2 separate regions of the Homo sapiens genome follow, and region 2 is linked to region 1. Evidence: read pairs that join two places in POLR2A ChIA-PET (ENCODE). Cell type or tissue: GM12878. All regions are shown on one strand. Each heading gives the region's core, and the rest is flanking DNA. Links, peaks and the distances in the headings are about the cores only. Region 1 overlaps PATJ (PATJ crumbs cell polarity complex component). Region 2 holds the start of TM2D1 (TM2 domain containing 1).

The links. Peaks named below come from ENCODE experiments on the same cell type or tissue, not always from the same donor. Only the 100,000 strongest peaks of a DNase experiment are listed, where the experiment ranks them.
Region 2: POLR2A ChIA-PET joins it to region 1 with 7 read pairs; 7 of 35 experiments call an interaction of 5 or more read pairs at or near these places.

The regions. Positions count from the first base shown.
Region 1 is chr1:61,777,853-61,790,422 of GRCh38, forward strand. PATJ (PATJ crumbs cell polarity complex component) reads left to right here. Exons shown (of 44, transcript NM_001350145.3): 8 at 9,902-10,120. Among named protein-coding and RNA genes, the nearest start is that of PATJ-DT, 41 kb to the left of the region's middle. In GM12878, for the core only: no CTCF peak of the experiment used is centred there; a DNase peak (open chromatin) is centred at 5,059.
Region 2 is chr1:61,724,508-61,734,543 of GRCh38, forward strand. TM2D1 (TM2 domain containing 1) reads right to left here and starts at 634. Exons shown (of 7, transcript NM_032027.3): 1 at 450-634. The coding sequence starts at 613. RefSeq lists enhancers at 1-623, 80-1,279, 316-975, 624-1,309. In GM12878, for the core only: no CTCF peak of the experiment used is centred there; a DNase peak (open chromatin) is centred at 804; H3K4me3 peaks cover 1,659 bases; H3K27ac peaks cover 1,256 bases.

The sequences.
Region 1 (12,570 bases), core at 1,813-9,812:
ATGTACCACCATGCTAGGCTAATTTATTTTTATTTTTATTTTTTTGAGACAGGGTCTCACTCTGTCACCCAGGCTGGAGTGCAGTGGTGCTATCTTGGCTGACTGCAGCCTCTGCCTCTGGGGCTCAAGTGATCCCCCCACCTCAGCTTCTGGGGGAGCTGAGACTACAGACCCAGGCCACCATGCCTAGCTAGTTTTTCTATTTTTTGTAGAGGTGGGGTTTCACCATGTTGCCCAGGCTGATTTCAAATTCCTGAGCTCAAGTGATCCTCCCGCCTTGGCCTCCCAAAGTGCTGGAATTACAGGTGTGAGCCATTGCACCCGCCTGGCCTTATTTTTATTTTTTGTAGAGACAGTCTCGCTTTGTTTCCCAGGCTGGTCTCAAACTCCTGGCCTGAAGCGATCTTCCTGCTTAGGCCTTCCAAAGTGCTGGGATTATAGGTGTGAGCCACCATACCCAGCCTCAATATTTTCTGAAGACCAATATGTGATATGACAAAATAATATGTAGCTAAAAGATCCTTTCAAAAATCAAGATAGATCAGTGGATTTTAATAAAATAGTGTCTGAAAGTTTGTTGATATGGTTCCAGATTCTACATTGTAACTGTATAAGAAACCACCACTTGCCAAGTTTTGGTGTGTTATCAAAGAATAGGCTGAAAGGACTATTATAATACCCCTCCCCTTTCCAACTATATATCTGATTGAGGCCAGATATTCTTCATATACATCATCCAAAACAGTATATTGTAACATACTGAATGCAGAAGCAGATGAGTCCAGCTGTTTTAAGCCAGATATTAAAGAGATTTGTAAAAATATTAAACAGTCCCACTCTTACTAATATATATATATATAGAGAGAGAGATGGAGTCTTGCTCTGTTGCCCAGGCTGGAGTGCAGTGGTGCAGTCTTGGCTCACCACAACCTCTGCCTCCCAGGTTCAAGCGATTCTCCTACCTCAGGCTCCCAAGTAGCTGGGACTACAGGCATGTGCCACCATGCCTGGCTAATTTTTACATTTTTAATAGAGATGGGGTTTCACTATGTTGGCCAGGCTGGTCTGGAACTCCTGACCTTATGATCCATCTGCCTCGGCCTCCCAAAGTGCTAGGATTACAGGTGTGAGCCATCAAGCCTGGCGAATATTTTTTGTTTTGGAAAATATAGCTCTTTTAAAAATATAATGACATAATATACATAAATGATAAAAATTAACATACTAAATATTAAATATTTTAAAAATTCCTCAGTACCAATTTTTGCATATGTATACATTTGTGGATTCATCTTTACCAGATTTCTCCAGAGAAACAGAACCAATAGGACATGCGTGTGATTACTTTAAAAAAGATATTATTTTAAAAAATTGGCTCATGCCATGGTGGGGGCTGGCAAGTCCAAAATACGTAGGGAAGGCCAGGAGGCTGGAAACCCAGACAAGTGTTGATGTTGTAGTCTTGTGTTTGAGATCTATAGGGCAGGCCGGCAGAATGTCTGAGGAAGCTCTGTTACATTCTTGAGGCAGAATTTCTTCTCTAGGAAAGCTCAGTTTTTGCTTGTGAATTCTTCAACTGATTGGATGAGGCTCACCTACATCATTGAGGGTAATTTTCCTTTACTTAAAGTCAACTGTTTGTATATGCTAATCACATTTACAAAATACCTTTGCAGCAACATCTAGATTAGTGTTTGACCAAAACAGTCAGCACCACAGCCCAGATGACACATGTAATTTAACTGTTATACCATCATTACCACAATCAAGATAATGAGCGTATTCATTACCCCCAGCAGATTCCCGTACTACTTTGTAATTCCTATCCCTCCATCCTTAATAATTTTTAAGAATGTAAAGGAGTTCTGTCTTTATCCATTTAGTGTTGCTATAAGGAAATATCTGAGGATGGGTAATTTAAAATAGGTTTATTTAGCTTACAGCTCTGCTGGCTGGAAAATTGGGCATCTGGGGAAAACCTCAGGCTGCTTCCATGGTGGAAGGTGAAGGAGAGCCAGTGTGTGCAGAGATCACGTGGGCAGCGAGGAAGTGGTGGGTGGGGGGCAACTCTCTTTTTAACAATCAGAGTGAGAACTCACTGCACTAAGTAAACGCACTGCAGAGAACTCAGAGCAAGAACTCACTGCACCAAGCCATTCATGAGGGATTCACCCCCATGACCCAAACACCTCCCACTGGGCCCCACCTCAAACAATGGGGATGAGATTTCAACATGAGGTTTGGGGGGGACAAACATCCAAACTGTAGCAAGTTCTGAGACCAGAATGTTTGAGAATGTTCATTTTATAGACCTTTAAAACACATCTGTGGCTGGGTGCAGTGGCTCATGCCTGTAATCCCAACACTTTGGGAGGCCGAGCTGGGTGGATCACTTGAGGTCAGGAGTTCGAGACCAGCCTGGCCAACATGGTGAAACCCCGTCGCTACTAAAAATACAAAAAATTAGCCAGGTGTGGAGGTGCATGCCCATAATCCCAGCTACTCAGGAGGCTGAGGCATGAGAATTGCTTGAACCTGGGAGGCAGAGGTTGCAGTGAGCCAAGATCACGCCACAGCACTGCAGCCTGGGCGACAGAGCAAGACTCTTTCTCAAAACAAACAAACAAACAAAAACCACACACATCTGTGGCACAACACAATATTCTTTAAGGATTCTTAAAAAAAATTTTTATAACCTGGAAATAATAAAATATTGCAGAAAATTTTGGGATGCCTTTCTTTGTATTCCCTCCCTCCTCCTGCCTCTGCCTTAGCAATTTTAATAGGTTTGTTTGTTGGAGTGGCATTTTTTTTTTTCCAAAATGCAAAGTGGAGTGGTTATTGTGAACAACAAAGGGTCAAGTAAATTTAAACAAAATCCAATAGGTTTCTTTACTGTAAGAATTTTCTGAGCTTTTAAAATACTAACATGCTTTATGAATTTTCACAAGAATAAGATGTGCAGAGTTTCCCAGATTAATCCCATTGAGGCATTGTTGGAAAAAGCCCAAGTCTGATTTTCGCCCTTTACTGGAAGGGATCGTCACTATTTCAGATCATCAAAGAGGAGGTAGAGGGTATGCTTGTCATAGGGTCATAAGTGCTCAAAGAGAAGGAAGTACTTACGCCAGACATTGTTATCTGCTTAATGTACATTATTCTCATGTAACCTTCAAAATACTCTTAGAAGTTTTATTCCCAAATTATAGATATGGAAACCATTAAGAAATTGCCCTAGGTTACAGCAGCTAGGTGAGCCACAAAGTCAGGATTGAGCCCGTACCTGTTTGATTCTGAAGTCTGAGCTTTGTTGTTTGAATTTATCCAAAGTTAATCCTAGTGTTTTCCTTTTCCTGATATACACCTGTGCACAATTGTTCACATCCATCAACAGGGAGTAGCCAGCTCTAGGAACAAGAGAGCTATTATCTCTTCTAGGGCATATGGTAAGGCCTAGCCATAGGGGACAGAGCACTATTCACTTCTCCTTTCCTCTCATGTCAGCTGATGGCAGATAAAATCTCTTCAGCCTTCTTGCTATAACCAACTTATCTCCTTCCTCAGCCTGGCCCCATTTGTTGCTTATTACCAGTCAATGTTATGCTTTCTATAACTCATGAAATGACTTAAGCTGCAGCACCCTCAGGCCCTAGGCTATGGCACAAGATGTGGTATACACCCTCCCTATTATCTACCTTTGGAGAAATTCTCAGCACACCTACATCCAAATTAGCCTCTGAAAGGAAAGAGCATAGGATTATAGTGTGTGAGCTTTAGAATCAGACAGATGAAGGCTTGAATTCTGGATCCACCTCTCACCCTGGGCAATTGACTTCTTGGCTTAATTCTATGTTTCTAAAATAGTCCCCAAGACCACTAGATTTGATGACTTGCTAGGAGGTTTCATAGGACTCAGCATACAGTTACACCCACAGCTATATTTATTACAGTGAAAGAATACAAAGCAAAATCAACATGGAAAAGGTGCATGAGGTGGAGACTGGAGGAAACCAGGCACAAGCTTCCACGAGTCCGCTCCCCATGGAGTCATATAGGACAGACACACTTAAGTCTTCCAGTGGTGAATTATGACCACACATCTGAAATGTCTGCCATGGAAGCCCATCAGAGACTCTGCACAGGGTTGTTACTGGATGCTGGTCACATAGGCACACACTGTGTAGCATATACCGAAGTCCTAGACTTGCAGAAGAATGCAGGTGTTCAGGAGAGACTACACTTTAGGCACCTAGAGCCATTTTTACCAGGGAATGGTGAGAACCCTCACAGAATCTAAGCTCCCAGGTGTTAGCCAAGGGCTAACCTTGTGAGAAGGCCTTTCCAAGGAAAGTAGTCTTAGGCCTGCCATTAATGCTTTTTTTTATTTTTTGGCAGGAGATAATTTTGCTTGCCTTAAATAAGAGGCTGTGTGAAAATTCAATGTTAATCAATGTAACATGCTTAGCACAATGCCTCTTAGTTCCCAAAATGCTTATAACCCACTGGGAGAGAAATGTATTCTCATTTTGCTTAAGAAGGATCTGAGACTTAGGGAGGATGAACAACTGACCTTTGGCCATACACTTTGTCCAAAGTAGAGCTAAGATTTGAACTTGGGTGCATCTGACTCCAAAGCCCTTACCTGTCTTTCTGTTGTGTCCTGCTGCTAATGATGTAAAAGAAATGAAGTAGAAAATAGCATTTATTTATTTTAAAAAATTGATTTATAGGAATCTTTTAAGAAACATTTGTTGAGATCTAGTTACAATGTCCAATCAGTTAATATAATCAGGCCAATTCCATGGATAGAGAAATTCTATGATATTAAAAGGGTAGCTAAAAGGCCTATCTCCCTGTAAGCCTCAGAGCCTCTCCAAAATTCACAGTGCTTGAAACACTCACCTTGAGAACATTCTATCAGTTGTGGCAAGAGTTAAACATTTTTTTGGGAGGTACTTTTTGTTTTGTTTTGTGTGACATTGATAACAGGCAGTGTAAAACCCTTGAAGTGCAGAAACCTCTTTCATGTGGTCTGGCGAAGTTCTAGGGCGGTCAGGTATACCGGAATACCTCGTTGTCTTCAGAACACAGCCTATTTAAAGGTTGTCATAAATGATTGACATTTTGGTATGAAACAGTTATAATATGAGTCTACTGACTACCCAGTAACCTAATACTAGGAAGGAATGGAACCAAGCAAGGGTTTGAGGGTGGATGTGAACTTTGAGAGACTTTCAGTGTAGAGTAAGGAAGGCCCAGCTTGAGGTCACTAAATGGTTGGTTAGTCCCAAGCAATTTTGCTTTGAGTGATTATATAAACAGATATTTTCTTTATCTATAAAAATCAGTTAATGAGTGCTCTGGGAATTTGAGTAGGATAGGATAGTTTCTTTAATTCCTTTAGGGAAACAGTGTATTTTATTTTGTAAAGTTACCCTTTTCTATCAATGGCATGTTGCCTTTTGATTGAAGACCAATAATAAAACTGGCCTGGAATCAAACATAGTTATGATTTCATTGTCTGAGTTGTGGAAGTATTTGGTGCCTTTTTTTTTCCTTTCTTTTCTTTTCTTTTTTTTTTTTTTTTTTAAATAGAGACAGAGTCTTGCTCTGTCACTTTGGCTAGAGTGCAGTGGTGCGATCCTAGCTCACTGCAGCCTCCAACTCCTGACTTCAAGCAGTCCTCCCAAAGTGCTGGGATTACAGGCATGAGCCATGGTACCTGGATTCATTTTTTAGTTTTTGAAGAAACAAATTTGATTTCTTCTTTTGTAGCTCAGGTCTGAATTCCTATAGGTTTAAAATTTTTTTTTTAAATTATCATCCACAACAGCATATCAGAGAAGTTAAAATGCAAAGTAATGTGAGTTTTTTTTTAGCCCAGAGTTGCTACTTTTTTTTTTTTTTTTTTCTGAGACAGGGTGTTGCTCTGTTGCTCAGGCTGGAGTGCAGTGGTATGATTTTGGCTCACTGCATCCTCCACCTCCCAGGTTCAAGTCTTGTGCCTCAGCCTCCCATGTAGCTGGGATCACAGGCGCTCACCACCATGCCCAGCTAATTTTTGTGTTTTTAGTAGATATGGGGTTTCACCATGTTGGCCAGGCTGGTTTGGTGATAGAGTGAGACTCCCTCTCAAACAAAAACAAAAACAAAAACTCCTGACCTCAGGTGATCTGCCCACCTCGGCCTCCCAAAGTGCTGGGATTACAGGTGTACATTCACTGTAAGTGTGTGATACCCTGTTGCTTCAGCTGTTTTAATTTTTCTGCCTTTCATACTATCTTTGCCAATATGCATAATTTTTTTCTCTTTTGAAAGAATCTATGGATTAATAAAACTTTTATATGTGAATGTTTGATTAGCACGCTACGTACTTGAATCTTGGCATAGCTATTTATTGGTTTTCATTGATTGATGATTTCTGTTAAAGAACAAAAGGGACTTTATGCCTTTTAGTTTCCTCACACAGAAGACAGGTTATGGACGGAAAATGTTGATCAGAAAATATCAATAAAATGCAGACTGGGGCTGCTGGACTTAGACAAGGTAGCTGTCATTTTGGTGTCTTTCTATCAATCTGACTAATGACTATTTTTGTACTTATGAATTCTTCAGAACACCTGCTTTTCTGTAGCAAGAAAATGTTTGACTTTCAGTGACAGATGCAAATTATCGACATCATTTTAAATTAAGAGTTGAGATAAAATAGAAGAAAAATAATGCCTAGGAAGTGACTAAAAATATACTTTATGATAAAATGCCCTTCTTTGGCCAAGCCAAGTATGAAAACACTTATTAGACATATATATTTTTTAATTTTTTGATCAGTGCATAATTCTGTTGAAGAATAGTTTGATTTACAGAGGCAACTTTACCCTTATTTTTCATCAGCACCACTGACTTTCTCTTAAGTAGTTGCTTATGTTGTTTCAAGTCTGTTGCATGCATGAAAACAGAATATCAGATTATCACTATTAAAGTAGAAATCCAGCAATTCTTCATTCTTTTTTTCATAACAATGTCCTCCTTGCCTCTGTTTCTGTTTTCTAAGTCTTTCCAGATGTTTCTGAATTAAATTGCATTTCCGCTGCACCACTTCTCTACACTTCCAGTCCCTTCTAGTGGCTTCTGCAGCATTTACAACAAAGCACAGAGCTTTGTACGTATTATTTCAATCTAAAGCATTCCTTCATTTAGGTTCCTGTAAAATTGGAGAAAAGGAAGGATGGAGAATAGACTTTTCAGTCTAAGGGTTTTTTAAAAAACTTCTTCCTTCAGATTGTCGTCTTTAGCTTGCGGTGGTGCCACCTGGAACTAGGAATTTGAAGCTCAGAACTGGATTAACCCAGTAGTCATTGCTCTCTTTTCAAGCTTTCTCTCCATGTTGCAGGATATCTATTTTTCATCTTCATTTCATTCAAACTTTTTGAGAGTTATAGGCAGTTTCTTGGAGAATAGGAAAGCAATAAATTTACTATCTACTAGCAGCCTTTGCTTGTAGGAGATTGACTTGCTACAGTAATGTTACTCTGGAGATACTGAAGTATAAGGCAAATAACTGAAATGAGAATAGTCTTCGGTGAGCAACTTGGATTCAGCTTTGGTTCAACCTTTTTATCAGCTTTGTGACCTTGGTCAAGTCAGTCAAACTGTTTGTATCTCAATTTTCTCATTTGAAAGTTGTCCTTCTCTAAGTGAGATGGTACATGAAAGTGATTTTGAACCTGTAAGGTGCTCTGCATGTATAAGTTTAAATGAAGCCAGCTGTGTTAACATTGTGGTATCTTTAATACACTATAATAAAGTGAATTCAGAATTTCTGACTAAACAAATTTAGGAAAAATTTTGTAAAAATTAGCTGTTTCAAAAATTTATCAAAGAAGGGAAATGATGAACACTTTGAACAGATACTCATTTTGATAAATTATTATTTACCTTCTGTGTATGAAATATACATACATATAAAAGAATGTATATAATATCTGTACACATTTTAAATGATAATTAAAACAATAATTATTTGCAAGACCAACTTGGGCAACAGAGTGGGTCTCTATCTCAACAAAACAAAACAATAATTACCAGTGTGTAATACATACCACCTAGCTTAAGAAATATAACATTATGTATCTTTTCTTTCAACTCATCTGGAATCTTGACTTATTTATTTATTTATTTTATTTTTATGAGGTAGAGGCTTGCTCTGTCGCCCAAGCTGGAGTGCAGTGGCGTGATCTTTGCTCACCGCAACCTCCGCCTCCCAGGTTCAAGTGATTCGCATGCCTCAGCCTCCCGAGTAGTTGAGATTACAGGCATGTGCCATCACACCTGGCTAATTTTTGTATTTTTAGTAGAGATGGAGTTTCTCCATGTTGGCCAGGCTGGTCTCGAACTCCTGGCCTCAAGTGATCCACCCACCTTGGCCTCCCAAAGTGCTGGGATTACAGGTGTGAGCCACTGTGCTGGCAGAATCATGACTATAAATACCTCCTATGTGCTAATGACCCGCAAGGTGTTTTGTTGTTGTTGTTGTTTGTTTGTTTGACCTCTCCCCAGCTCCCAAATTTAAATACATAGTCTGGATTTCTCTACTGAACTTCAGGTTTGTGTATCTGGCTGTATACCTGTTACTTCTACTTGAATGTCTAATAGGTATCTAAGACAACAGCTCTGAAACTGAACTCCTGATTTCCACCTCGCCCATCTGTACCTCTGTAGTCTGCATCTCAGTTCATGGCAACTCTATCTTTCTAGTTGCTCAGGCTAAAAACTTGGAGTTTTGACTCCTTTTCCTCCCTCACAGCCCATATAGAAGCTATCTGCAGATCCTATTGACAGTTTATTAAAAATATATCTTGGCCGGGCGCAGTGGCTTATGCCTGTAATCCCAGCACTTTGAGAGGCTGAGGCGGGTGGATCAAGAGGTCAGGAGTTTGAGATCAGCCTGACATGGTGAAACCCCATCTCTACTAAAAATACAAAAATTAGCCGAGCGTGGTGGTGCGCGCCTGTAATCCCAGCTGCTCAGGAGGCTGAGGCAGGAGAATTGCTTGAACCTGGGAGGCGGAGGTTGCAGTGAGCTGAGATCATGCCATTGCACTCCAGCCTGGGCAACAGAGTGAGATTCTGACTCAAAACAAAACAAAACAAAAAACTATCTATCTATCTGTCTATCTATCTAGAATCTCACTTCTGAACACCCCAACTGTGAAACACACCCAAGCTATTGTGGATTATTGCTAAGGCCTCCCAACTTGTATCTTTGCTTCTATTGTTTCCTCTTCTGTAGTTTATTTTAAGCACAGAAGCTTGAATTATGTTGTTAAAGTCAGTCAGGTAATGTCACTCCTCTGTTTCAAAACTCTGCTCGATGCCTTCTCTTCCCAATCATGAAAAGAAGATGCCCTATACTGTCTGACTCCATTAACTCTCCCATCTCTTAGACTACTCTTCTTTTTCCTCATTTTCTTGTAGCCGCACTGGCATCTTTCTATTCCTCAAACATGTCACTGAGGATGTTGGTTGTGAAGTTCCCAGTTTTATGCTGGAGGCTTCTGTTCTGACCTTTCCTTCTTGAGGCCCTGGCCTTTCTGTCCTCTTCCTTGCACACGTGACCATTAACACCCAACTCTAGGCCATTAGGCATGAGCTTATACCCTCAACAAAGGCCTTTTTTAGAATACTGATTACTTTTCTCATTTTGAGCCATTCCTTTGTGTTCTACATGAAATTCCTTTACTCTTGCCATTTCAACCAGTTATTAACAGTATTCCATTTTATTCAGCATTTTAGGTGGCTTCTTTGTCAGCCATTTTGCCAGAGCTGAAAGTCTGATGAATTGTTATTAACCAGTGAAGTTACAGCATTTATTTCTCAAAATAATTTTGTCTTTTTCTTGAAGGATGGAAGACTCCAGACAGGGGACCACATCTTGAAGATTGGTGGCACAAACGTGCAGGGAATGACCAGTGAGCAAGTTGCACAAGTTCTAAGGAACTGTGGGAATTCAGTCAGGATGCTCGTTGCTAGAGATCCAGCTGGTGACATTTCAGTCACCCCCCCTGCCCCTGCAGCCTTACCTGTTGCCCTGCCTACTGTAGCCAGCAAGGGCCCTGGTTCTGTGAGTATACATATCATTCTTTCATCTTAAACCAAAGCCTGGGTGTGACACACTGTAAGATAAGAAATTCTTTCAACTTGAAGCACCACATTGGTGTGAGTTGTGCGCTCACTAGTGAAACAGGAAAAAAAAAACTTATTGGGAGACATTAGACATGTTGGTTTTCTGTTTCACTGTTTCTCAGGGTTAAGTCATTCAGCCTCCCTGAGCGTCAGTGACTTATTTATAAATTGAAGAATAATAATACTTGCCTTGTCTATTTCATTGGGCTGGTGAGGAGACATCCAGGTGGTGGAGGGAAAACTGTAAACACTGGCCGATGTGTGAGAATTATCACTGGTAGCCACAGGCTGGTTAAAGGGAATGGATATCAATAATATTTATTATACTAATTATTTTAATTATGTAATAATAATAGTTATTATTTTAAATTATCAAGCACCTGGAATTGCTCAGGTCATCTGAAATCTTCACAGTAATTCTGCCAGATAGGCCTTATTATACATTTAATAGATGAGGAAAATAAAGTCAAACATCATGTTAAAGACCTTATAGGGAGTAAGTTGCAAAACTGGAATTTGAATTCACATCTTTCTGGTCCATTCCAAACTCCTTCCCATTATCTCAACATGGGCTTTTAATGAAGACATAATAAAGTAAAAGCAAAGAAATAAGTTTTTTGTTTGTTTGTTTGTTTTGTTTTGTTTTGTTTTGTTTTTGAGATGGAGTTTTGCTCTTGTTGCCCAGGCTGGAGTGCAGTGGCACTATCTTGGCTCACTGCAACCTCTGCCTCCCAGATTCAAGCAATTCTCCTGCCTCAGCCTCCTGAGTAGCTGGGATTACAGACATGCACCACCACGCCTGGCTAATTTTGTATTTTTAGTAGAGATGGAGTTTCTCCATGTTGGTCAGGCTGGTCTCGAACTCCCAACCTCAGGTGATCCGCCCACCTCAGTCTCCCAAAGTGCTAGGATTACAGGCGTGAGCCACCATGATGACCAGAAATAGGTTTTGAAGGGAGGGTCCAGGAGGAAGAGGAAAGAAAAGAGAAATGGGCCAGATGCGGTGGCTTACGCCTCTAATGCCAGCACTTTGGGAGGCCAAGGTGGGTGGATCATCTGAGGTCAGGAGTTCAAGACCAGCCTGGCCAAGATGGCAAAACCCAATCTCTACTAAAAATATAAAAATTAGCCAGATGTGGCACACACCTGTAGTCCCAGCTACTTGGGAGGCTAAGGCTGGAGAATCATGTCAACCGAGGAGGCAGAGGTTGCAGTGAGCTGAGATTGCACCACTGCACTCCAGCCTGGCCAACAGGGCAAGACTCTATTAAAAAAATAAATAAATAAATAAAATAAAACAAAACAGACAAAAAAAAACTGAAACAAAAACAAAAGGAAAGAGAAATGATTATGGTGGAAAAGGGTGGAAGGCCACTGATTATCATCACCTGAGATGTCATTCTGTGTATTCTGGGAAGTTGTTGCCTTTCTCTACTTGGAACAGTATGAGTGGAAGTTTTCTATTTGAAATATCAGAACCTTTAAAAAGTTTCTCCAGCCGGTCTTGGTGGCTCATGCCTGTAATCCGAGCACTTTGGGAGGATGAGGTGGGTGGATCACATGAGGCCAGGAGTTCGAGACCAGCCTGGCCAACATGGTGAAACCTGACTCTACTAAAAATACAAAGGTTAGCCAGGATTGGTGGCACACGCTTGTAATTCCAGCTACTCAGGAGGCTGAGACAGGAGAATCACTTGAACCTGGGAGTTGGAGGTTGCAGTGAGCCGAGATCCTTCCACTACACTCCAGCCTCGGTGACAGAGTGAGACTCTGTCTCAAAAAAATAAAAAGTTTCTCCAAATTGTGGTTACATTTTCTTTTTCCTCCATTACTCTAGTTCCCTGGAGCCTTCTACTTTGTAGTGAGAGACAAATGTGGATATGTGATAAGTGGAAACTTGATCCAATCAATTATTTACTTTTTCATGTTAATGTTTTGAATTAAAAGCTAAGTATTATGTATTTAGACACCTTACTCCTTTACAGAAATGTTTAAAAGATGAGTATTGAAAGTAAGTCTTAGGACCAGATGCAGTAGCTTACGCCTGTAGTCCCAGCTACTTGGGAGGCTGAAGGGGGAGGATTGCTTGAGGCCAGGAGTTTGAGGTTGCAATAAGCTGTGATTGCTCCATTGCACTCCTACCTGGGTGACAGAGCATGATCCTGTCTCTGAGAAAAAAAAAAAAAAAAAGAAGAAGAAGAAAATAAAATAAGTTTTAGGTCGATATTTTTATATTACTGAACAATAATTAGTCTTATGTTTTGTTTCTAAATTTATGTTCATAGTTCTTTCAGATACAAATACAGCCTTTTTTCTAAGTGGTTATATTAGCTTTCTATTGTTGTATAACAAATTTACTGGTTTAAAACAATATCCTTTGTTAGTTCA
Region 2 (10,036 bases), core at 62-8,061, 55 kb before region 1:
GCATAATATACATAAAGTTAATGATAAATGGGCAACACATTGGCTAGATCGTTATTACTTGTCTTCCCCCTAGGAAGAGTTGGCAAACATTTCCAGGGTAAGAGACTATCCATCTTTGTATTACTAGTGTCTAGAACGGGGCCTGGCATACTTCAGGATCTACATGTTTTACTGAACAAGTAAGCACACTGATAAAAAAGAAAAAAAAAGTGGATCAGAAGAGGAAGCGCCAATGACTAGTAAAATCATAAGGAAATCACAAAGGGTGGCCTCTGGCCCTCCCATCTCCACAACTCTGTTCACCTTCAGGGATCCTTCAGTCATTAGAAGCCACAGATCAGATTATCGTTTTCACTCAGTACAGCCCTAGCCAGTCCTGACGGCAGCGACCCACCTGCGACCCCAACTCTACCTCGCCTCCATGGGGGGGTGTTCTCCACAGAGGATATTGTCCCACTTTGAGGTCCTCGCACTTAAGCGACTCCTCGCCCCCGGCGGAGGTGGCAACAGCCCCCCAGGGTCCTGTAGTGACTGAGACGAACCACAGGACACCAACGAGTCTGGCCGTCACGGCCTCCGGAGCAGACGGACCAGACGGCCAGGCGGCCGCCATCTTGGAGACCGACACTTTCTCGCCACTTCCGCTTCCGCCTCCGCCCAGGAGCGGGAGGGAGAAGGGCAACAGGGCGAGGTTCTTAAAGGGACCTCGCATAGGATAGAGGCCAGTTCCGTCTCTTCGCGTGTTCTTCTGCCCGTGAGCCCGTGGAATCACATTGGGAGACCCTTTTAAAATATGCATGTACCCAGTCCCTCGAGGCGAATTTTCCCCCACGAACCCTTGGAAGGAGCTAAGGTTAATCTTTGAGTGCTGGAGGAAGGAAACGAGTGGTTTAGGCAATCAGGTGCTTCACCCGCTTCTCATTCCCGCGCCCTTAGCTGAGGCTTCTCGGTCCTCTGAAAGTGCCAGCGGCGTCAGAGGTTGGAATCAATGCTTTCCTGACATCATCGCAGTTAGCCCTGATAGGTTTTGGGTTTACAGATAAGGAACAAGGCTCAAAGACGCTGAAACACACTGACCTTAATCACTAAGTGACTCAGTCGGAATGAAATTGATGTTTGCCAGATTTCAGATCTATGCTCTTACTAATTGACATAATGTCCTCCTGTAACTTTAGAGAAGGATTTTGGAAGGCTGCCACGAACAGAACTTAAAAACTGTGAGAGACATTACGCCTTTTAAAAAAAAAAAGTGACAATTTAGGTGGGGGATAATTTGGGGGGTGGAAACTGTAACAAGAGGAAACCAAATAGTTTATGATTAAGTGAAAAGTTGAAGATTTTTTTTCCTCCATCTGTTGTTTTTAAATTTCTATATGTTCTAAAAGTTCTGTGGTGGGGAACTTTAACAGTGAGGAAAAAATGTTTTCGTAAAGTTAAGTTTAATCTTTTTTTTGTCTAACAATATAAAAATTTGAACTTGAGTGGTGCTTCTTCATCCATACTTTAGCACTAACTTTGGTGGTTCTCAAACTTTGAATAGCATCTGAATCACCTGTAGTAGTTATTAAAACAGAATGATAGAACCGGCACTCAGAGTTTCTGATACAAAAGATGTAGGGAGGGACTGGATAATTTCCATTTCTAGGAGATCCCAAGGGATGTGGGTGTTGCTAGTCCAGGGACCCCCACTTTGAGAACACTGGTATAATGTTTTACGAGAAGTAAATTTTTTTTTTTAAGATGGAATCTCTCTCTGCCACCCAGGCTGGAGTACAGTGGCAGAATCTCAGCTCACTGCAACCTCTGCCTTCTGGTTCAAGTGATTCGCCTGCCTCAACCTCCTGAGTAGCTGGGACTGCACGCGTGCGCCACCACGCTCAGCTAATTTTTGTATTTTTAGTAAAGACAGGGTTTCACCATTTTGGCCAGGCTGGTCTCGAACTCCTGGCCTAAGTGATCTGCCCGCCTCTGCCTCCTAAAGTGCTGGGATTTCAGGTGTGAGGCCACACTGTGCCTGGCCTCATTTTGGAATATATATTCTGGAAGACATACAACTATTTGAAGTAATATTTAAACATAAACTACGTTTTTAAATTTTCTTTTTTTGAGGTGGAGTTTCACTGTTGTTGCCCAGGCTGGACTGCAATGGCATGATCTCGGCTCACTGCAACCTCCGCCTCCCAGGTTCAAGCTATTCTCCTGTCTCAGCATCCGGAAAGGCTGGGATTACGGCGCCCACTACCAGCCCAGCTAATTTTTGTATTTTTAGTAGAGACGAGGTTTCACCATGTTGAGCAGGCTGGTCTCGAACTCATGACTTAAGGTGATCCACCCGCCTCTGCCTCCCAAAGTGCTGGGATTACAGGCGCGAGCCACGGCGCCTGGCCCTAAAATTTTCATAATAAAACAACTTTGTAGCATTACTATGCTTTATTCATTCATTCATTTAGAGACAGAAATGGAGTTGAGACGGGAGTTTTGCTCTTGTTGCCCAGGCTGGAGTGCAATGGCACGATTCTCGCTTACTGCAAACTCCACTTCCCAGGTTCAAGCTATTCTCCTACCTCAGCCTCCTGAGTAGCTGGAATTACAGCCATGAGTCACCACGCCTGGCTAATTTTGTATTTTTAGTAGAGACGGGGTTTCTCCATGTTGATCAGGCTAGTCTCCAACTTCCGACCTCAGGTGATCCACCCGTCTGAGCCTCCCAAAGGTCTGGGATTACAGGCATGAACCACCACGCCCCGCTGCTATTTTTTGAGATGGAGTCTCGCTCTGTCATCCAGGCTGGAGTGCAGTGGCACGATCTTGGCTCACTGCAACCTCTGCCTCCCGGGGTCAAGCAATTCTCCTGCCTCAGCCTCCTGAGTAGCTGGGATTACAGGCGCACGCCACCACGCGCAGCTAATTTTTGTATTTTTTAGTAGAGACAGGATTTCACCATGTTGGTCAGGCTAGTCTCGAACTCCTGACCTCGTGATCCGCCCGCCTTGGCTTCCCAAAGTGCTGGAATACAGGCGTGAGCCACCGCGCCCCGCCGCTATTTTTAATTTAAGACATTTATACATAATATTTATGCTTTAAATCAGGTTTAAATGATTTAAGTGAAAAATTTAGTAGTTCAGTTATAAACTTCCTATTCTAAATGGACTTCTTCCTTCTCTCTTTTTTCTTCCTTCGTTTTTCCTTTCTTTCCTTTTTTTCCGTCCTCCCTCTCCCTCCAAAAAGGAAAAAAAAATTGTTTTTAATTGAGCATTTACTATGTACTCAGCATGAAGCTAGACCCTAGACTCAAAAATTTAGACAAAAACCCTGCAGGTAAGCACTTCCTGTTTGGTAAGGGAAAATACAAACAGTTAAATACTATTTGATAAGTGTTTGATAATTGTTACATTAGAAGCACATACTAGCTACTGTAGTAGGACAATGGGTTTGCTTAAGATATTCCTCCTGTGCCTGGCGTGGTGGCTCAAGCCTGTAATCCTAGCACTTTGGAAGGCCAAGGAAGGCAGATGGCTTGAACAAAAAAAAGAAAAGAAAAAGAAACATTTAAAAAAGATTCTCCCAAAATAGTAGTTGAAACGCTATATTTTTGTAGGATACATGACTGCTTAAAAAGGTATAGCCTAGGGCTGGGCGCAGTGGCTCACACTTGTATTCCCAGCACTTTGGGAAACCAAGGTGGGCGGATCGTGATGTCAGGAGATCAAGACCATCCTGGCTAACACGGTGAAACCCTGACTCTGCTAAAAATACAAACAATTAGCCCGGCGTGGTGGGACGCGCCTATAGTCCCAGCTACTCCAGAGGCTGAGGTAGGAGAATCACTTGAACCCGGGAGGCGGAGGTTGCAGTGTATAGCCTAGAAAACGAACCTTTAAACTTTTACTTAGGCCAGGCGTGGTCACTCAGCCTGTAATCCCAGCACTTTGGGAGGCCGAGGCAGGCAGATAACCTGAGGTCAGGAGATCAAGACCATCCTGGCTAACGTGGTGAAACTCTGTCTCTACTAAAACAAAAATTAGCCCTGCGTGGAGAGGGCGCCTGTAGTCCCAGCTACTCTGGAGGCTGAGGCAGGAGAATCGCTTGAACCCGGGAGGCAGAGGTTGCTGTGAACCCAGGTCTGCCATTGCACTCCAGCCTGGGTAACGAGCTAAATTCCGTCTCAAAAAAACAGATAAAAAAACAAAAAAACCTTGAATTTAAAAAACAAAAACCGGCCGGGTGCAGTGGCTCATGTCTGTAATCCTAGCACTTTGGGAGGCCGAGGTGAGTGGATCACAACGTCAGGAGTTCGAGACCAGCCTGGCCAATATGGTGAAACCCCGTCTGGAGTAAAAAAAAAAAAAAGTGCAAAAATTAGCTGGGCATGGTGGTGGGCGCCTGTAGTCCCAGCTACTCGGGACGCTGAGGCAGGAGAATCGCTTGAACCCAGGAGGCAGAGGTTGCAGTGAGCCGAGATCATGCCACTGCACTCCAGCCTGGGCGACGGAGCGAGACTCCGTCTCAAAAACAAGCAAACAACAACAAAGACAAAAAAAAAAAAACACAAAAACCAAACAGAAAAGCTAATCAAATGTACAATATACAGCTCAACACCATCCCTCAGCCCTATTCTGAGATGAAATTTATGACATGGTTACGAGGCAAGGATTAGGTAAAATCTGGCCAGGCACGGTATCTCACGCCTGTAATCCCAGCACTTTGGGAGGCTGAGGCAGGCGGATCACCTGAGGCCAGGAGATAGAGACCAGCCTGAGCAACATGGAGAAACCCCGTCTCTACTAAAAATTCAAAAATTAGCCAGGCATGATGGAGCGTGCCTGTAGCCCCGGCTACTCAGGAGGCTGCGGCAGGAGAATTGTTGAACCCGGTAGGTGGAGGTTGCGGTGAGCCAAGATCACACCATTGCACTCCAGCCTGGGCAACAAGAGCAAAACTCTTCTCAAAAAAAAAAAAAAAAATCTGTCAAAGGCAAAATTACAACAAATTCAGTTATATATCTAATTAACTTTTAGTCACAATTCAAGGAGTGGGGCAGCCTTCATTCTATACACTAGAAAGAAAACTCCCGCTGGGCAATAATAAAACACTGGGTTTTGTAAGGTGGGAACAAAGAAACAGCAACAGAAAAATTCGCGGTTGGAGGCTGGGCATGGTGGCTCCCCAACACTTCGGGAGCCCAATGTGGAAGGATCACTTGAGTCCAGGAGTTTGAGTTCTAAGACCAGCCTGGACAGCATAGACTCCATCTCTACAAAAAGCAAAAAATTGCCTGGGCATGCCTCTAGTCCTAGCTACTAAAGAGGCTGAGCCTGGAGAATCAGGTGAGCCCAGGAGTTCAAGGCTGCAGTGAGCCATGATTGTGCCACTGCACTCCAGGCTGGGCAATAGCACAAGTCCCTGTCTCCAAAAAAAAAGTGGGGAGGAGGAGGGAGAGGAGGAGGAGAAAAAAGAAAAAGAAGGGGTTTGTAGGGTTTTTTGTAAGGGTTAAAGCAGAGGGGACTTCCTTGTTATGGAGACTCAAGTAGACTGGAATCTCCTGCTTTCAGGAAAAATTGGTCTGTTTGGGGATCTATCTGCTTCCTTAAACCTTCAGTTGAGCATGTGGCTTTTAGCATGAGTGAATCCATTTTGGTTTGATCTGGTATTTGGGGGCCTAGTGCAGGAGCTCAGTTTGAAACAATGGCCTCCCATAATTTTTGTTTAAGAAATCCAAGACTAAGGATCAGAATATCTGTTACACATATTACCTGGTAATAAAAGACAGTAACTTTGCATTTTGACTACCATTTTGATGCTTTTAGAATGTTCTGGTTTGGAATCTATAAAGAACTTAAACAAATTTACAAGAAAAAAAACAACTCCATCAAAAAGTGGGCCAAGAGTATGAACAGACATTTCTTAAAAGAAGATATTTATGTGGCCAACAAACATATGAAAAAAAGCTCATCATCACCGGTCATTAGAGAAATGCAAATCAAAACCACAGTGAAATACCATCTCACGCCAGTTAGAATGGCGATCATTAAAAAGTCCGGAAACAAAAGATGCTGGAGAGGATGTGGAGAAATAGGAGTGCTTTTACACTGTTGGTGGGAGTGTAAATTAGTTCAACCATTGTGGAAGACAGAGTGGCGATTCCTCAAAGATCTAGAAACAGAAATACTATTTGACCCAGCAATCCCGTTACTGGGTATATACCCAAAGCATTATAAATCATTCTACTGTAAAGACACATGCACACATATGTTTATTGTGGCACTTTTCACAATAGCAAAGACTTGGAACCAACCCAAATGCCCATCAATGATAGACTAGATGAAGAAAATGTGACACATATACACCATGGAATACTATGCAGCCTTAAAAAAGGATGAGTTCATGTCATTTGCAGGGACATAGGTGAAGCTGGAAACCATCATTCTCAGCAAACTAACACTGGAACAGAAAACCAAACACTGCATGTTCTCACTCACAAGTGGGAGTTGAACAATGAGAACACATGGACACAGGGAGGGGAACATTACACACTGGGGCTGTCAGGGGGTGGGGGGCTAGGGGAGGGAGCGCATTAGGAGAAATACTTAATGTAGATGACAGGTTGATGGGTGCAGCAAACCACCATGGCACGTGTATACCTATGTAACAAACCTGCACGTTCTGCACATATATCCCAGAACTTAAAGTACAATAATTTTTAAAAATGTGATTGGCGCTTGAACCCGGGAGGTGGAGGTTGCAGTGAGCAGAGATTGTGCCACTGCACTCTGGCCTGGGTGACAGAGCGAGCCTCCGTCTCAAAAACAAACAAATGAACAAACAAAAATGTGATTGATAACATAGTGAGTGCTCTTTAAATATTTGTTGACTACATAAAATTTGCTATGTGATACTTACAAAAGGCATATCCAGTAAAAAATGACACAAAGTATAAAAATGAAGAGATGAATTCATTTACCAGTTAGTAAATGATAATAAAAATAAACGCATGCAATGAAATTGTAAGATGAAAAAAAAAAGAATGTTCTGGTTTGTAGAGCCTAGAATTCTGGAGAAAAAAATTAAATTATTTAAAGTTTTTAAAAATTAAAATATTCTGGTTTGATTTTTTTTTTTTAATTTGAGGCAAGGTCTCACTCTATCATCCAGGCTGGAGTGTGGTGGTACCATCATAGCTCACTGCAGCCTTGATATCCCAGGCTCAAGCCACCCTCCGCCTAAGCCTCCTGAGTAGCTGGGACTAGAGGCCTGTGTCACCACGCTTGGCTAATTTTTCACTTTTTGTAGAGATGAGGTCTCTCTATGTTGTCCAGGTTGGTCTCAACTTCCTGGGCTCAAGCAATCCTCCTGCCTCAGCGTCTCAAAGTACTAGGATTACAGGCATGAGCCACCATGCCCAGCAGTGATTTTAAAAGTACAATCTAATAAAGAAAGTTGGGGTTAAAGGATACAACTTTCTAGTTTGAGTTTATTGATATTATGACAAAATTAGATGTTTTTCTGCTGACTGCAAGAATATTGCTGATCTTTGTATTTGTCATTTTCCACATAGATTTTGATTTAACTCTTTGAAAATGCTTACTCTGCTGGTTTGTTGTTGTTGTTGTTGTTTTGACGGAGTTTCACTCTTGTCACCCAGGCTGGAGTGCAATGGTGTGATCTCGGCTCACTGCAACCTCCGCCTCCCGGGTTCAAGTGATTCTCCTGCCTCAGCCTCTCGAGTAGCTGGGATTACAGGCACCCACCACCACTCCCAGCTAATTTTTGTGTTTTGGGTTCTCCATGTTGGCCAGGCTGCTCTCCAACTCCTGACCTCAGGCGATCCACTCGCCTTGGCCTCCCAAAGTGCTGGCACTGTGCCCAGCCCTCTTTACTGATTAATCCCATTATATATGATTATATTTATACTCTTCTACAGTATGTAAAACTAAAAAGAACAAGAATGTTTCCCCATGAAAGTAAAGAAACGACACAAAATTTTTGACTCTTGAACTGATGATATGTTGAAAAAAAACAAAAAAACACAAAAAAACTGTCGCTTCTTACTGCCCCTTAATCTATTTTCTCATGGCTCAGTAAAATATATTACTTTATTTCTTTGCAAACACAGTCTCTGATCACATGATCAATGCATCTTCTAAATTTAGTAAGAACTTAAATCTCAATCTTTACAATGCCTAATTTCTTTGTCACATAAAAATTCTATAGAATTGTATAGAAAGCAAAGGACATAAATAGTACAAACCAAGGTGGAAATTGTTGTGCAGAAACATAAGGAAAAAGGATTACAAGTGAAGCCTGAAACGTAGCTTCCTGTGGGATTCAAGGCCTCTTACCTTGGATCTTTATACATTGGATCTTCTCATTCTTAAGGTTTTCACATGCAACTGATTACATTAACAGATAGTTCTGCACTGTAGCAAAACTTTCTGAGGGAACCAACCTAACTTCTGTTTTCACAGTTAGGACAGAAACGTTAAGTAAAAGATTCTTCCTCTCAAATTTTTTTTTTTTTTTTTTTGAGACAGAGTCTTACTCTGTCACCCAGGCTGGAGTGCAGTGGTGCGATATGGGCTCACTGCAACCTCCACCTGCCAGGTTCAAGCAATTCTCCCTGCCTCAGCCTCCCAAGTAGCTAGGATTACAGGCACCTGCCACCGCACCCAGCTAATTTTTTTTTTTTGTTTGTTTGTTTGTTTTTTTGAGACAGAGTCTCACTCTGTCGCCCAGGCTGGAGTGCAGTGTCATGGTCTCGGCTCACTGCAACCTCCGCCCTCCGAGTTTAAGTGATTCTCCTGCCTCAGCCTCCTGAGTAGCTGGGATTACAGGTGCCTGCCACCGCGCCTGGCTAATTTTTTTTTTTTTTTTTTTTTTTTACCATCTTGGCCAGGCTGGTCTTGAACTCCTGACCTCGTGATCCACCCGCCTTGGCCTCCCAAAGTGCTGGGATTACAGGTGTGAGCCACCATGCCTGGCCAAACCTTTCTTTTTTATTTGACTGTGATGTGCTTGATGTGCTGTGGCTGTGATCTTTTTCTCTGGTGATAAATTTGTAAGTTTAGGGCTCTGCTAGATCTTTATTATACCCTTCTGCACAACATTTGAAATTTGACTCCCCAGTATTTGTGATTGTGTCCTCCCTCCGGTGCGCTAATCTAACTTAACTGCCTACCATCAAAAATTAAATTAACTTTGATTCATCACTTAATAAGGCCTTTATATGCCAAGTACATTTTATCTTGAATGTCAAATGGAGGACCTAAAACTGACTTATCAAAGTCCTGCTTCTCAAAAAAAAAAAAAAAAAAAGGACAAAACAAAATAAATTGGCTTTTCTCAATTTCACAACCAATGTCCCTTTTATCAGATTCAAAACTTGGAATCATATTTACCCTTCAGTTTTCCCCTTGTTCTCCTTTAATACCTTTAATCAGTAAACAACTGATATCTGTAAGTGTTCCTTCTTTTATTTAATCACACGTTTTTCACTCTATTTCAGGCATTCATCATTTCCTGTATACCTTGCTATAGTGACCTCTTAGTTCCTCTATTTTATTCTAGGCCCTTTCCCCAACTTTGTCAATCCATTTTGCACACTTCTTCCAGATGAATATTTTATTTTTTAAAATAACCTGTACCTTTTTAATATTTTAAAATTTTTCTTGAGACAGTGTGTTGCTCTCTCACCCAGGCTGAAGTACAGTGATGCCAATGCAGCTCACTGTAGCCTTGTCCTCCTGGGCTCAAGTAATCCTCCTGCCTCAGCCTTCTGAGTAGCTGAAACTCCTATACCATCTTCAAAATTGTATTCAAAATCCTATTCAAAAAATTTTGGTGGTTCTTTAATTTCTTAGAGATGAAAGATAAACTCTTATAACCTAAGGTTCTTTGTGGTGTTTTCAAGTCCTCCGTCTGCTGTGGCCTCACTTTATTTACTACTAGTTTTGGCTTTCTCCTTGAGGTCACCAGTATCTGTCATACTTGTTCCCATGTATGTGCTGCTTCATTTATTGAGTACTTTCTTTTCTTTCTT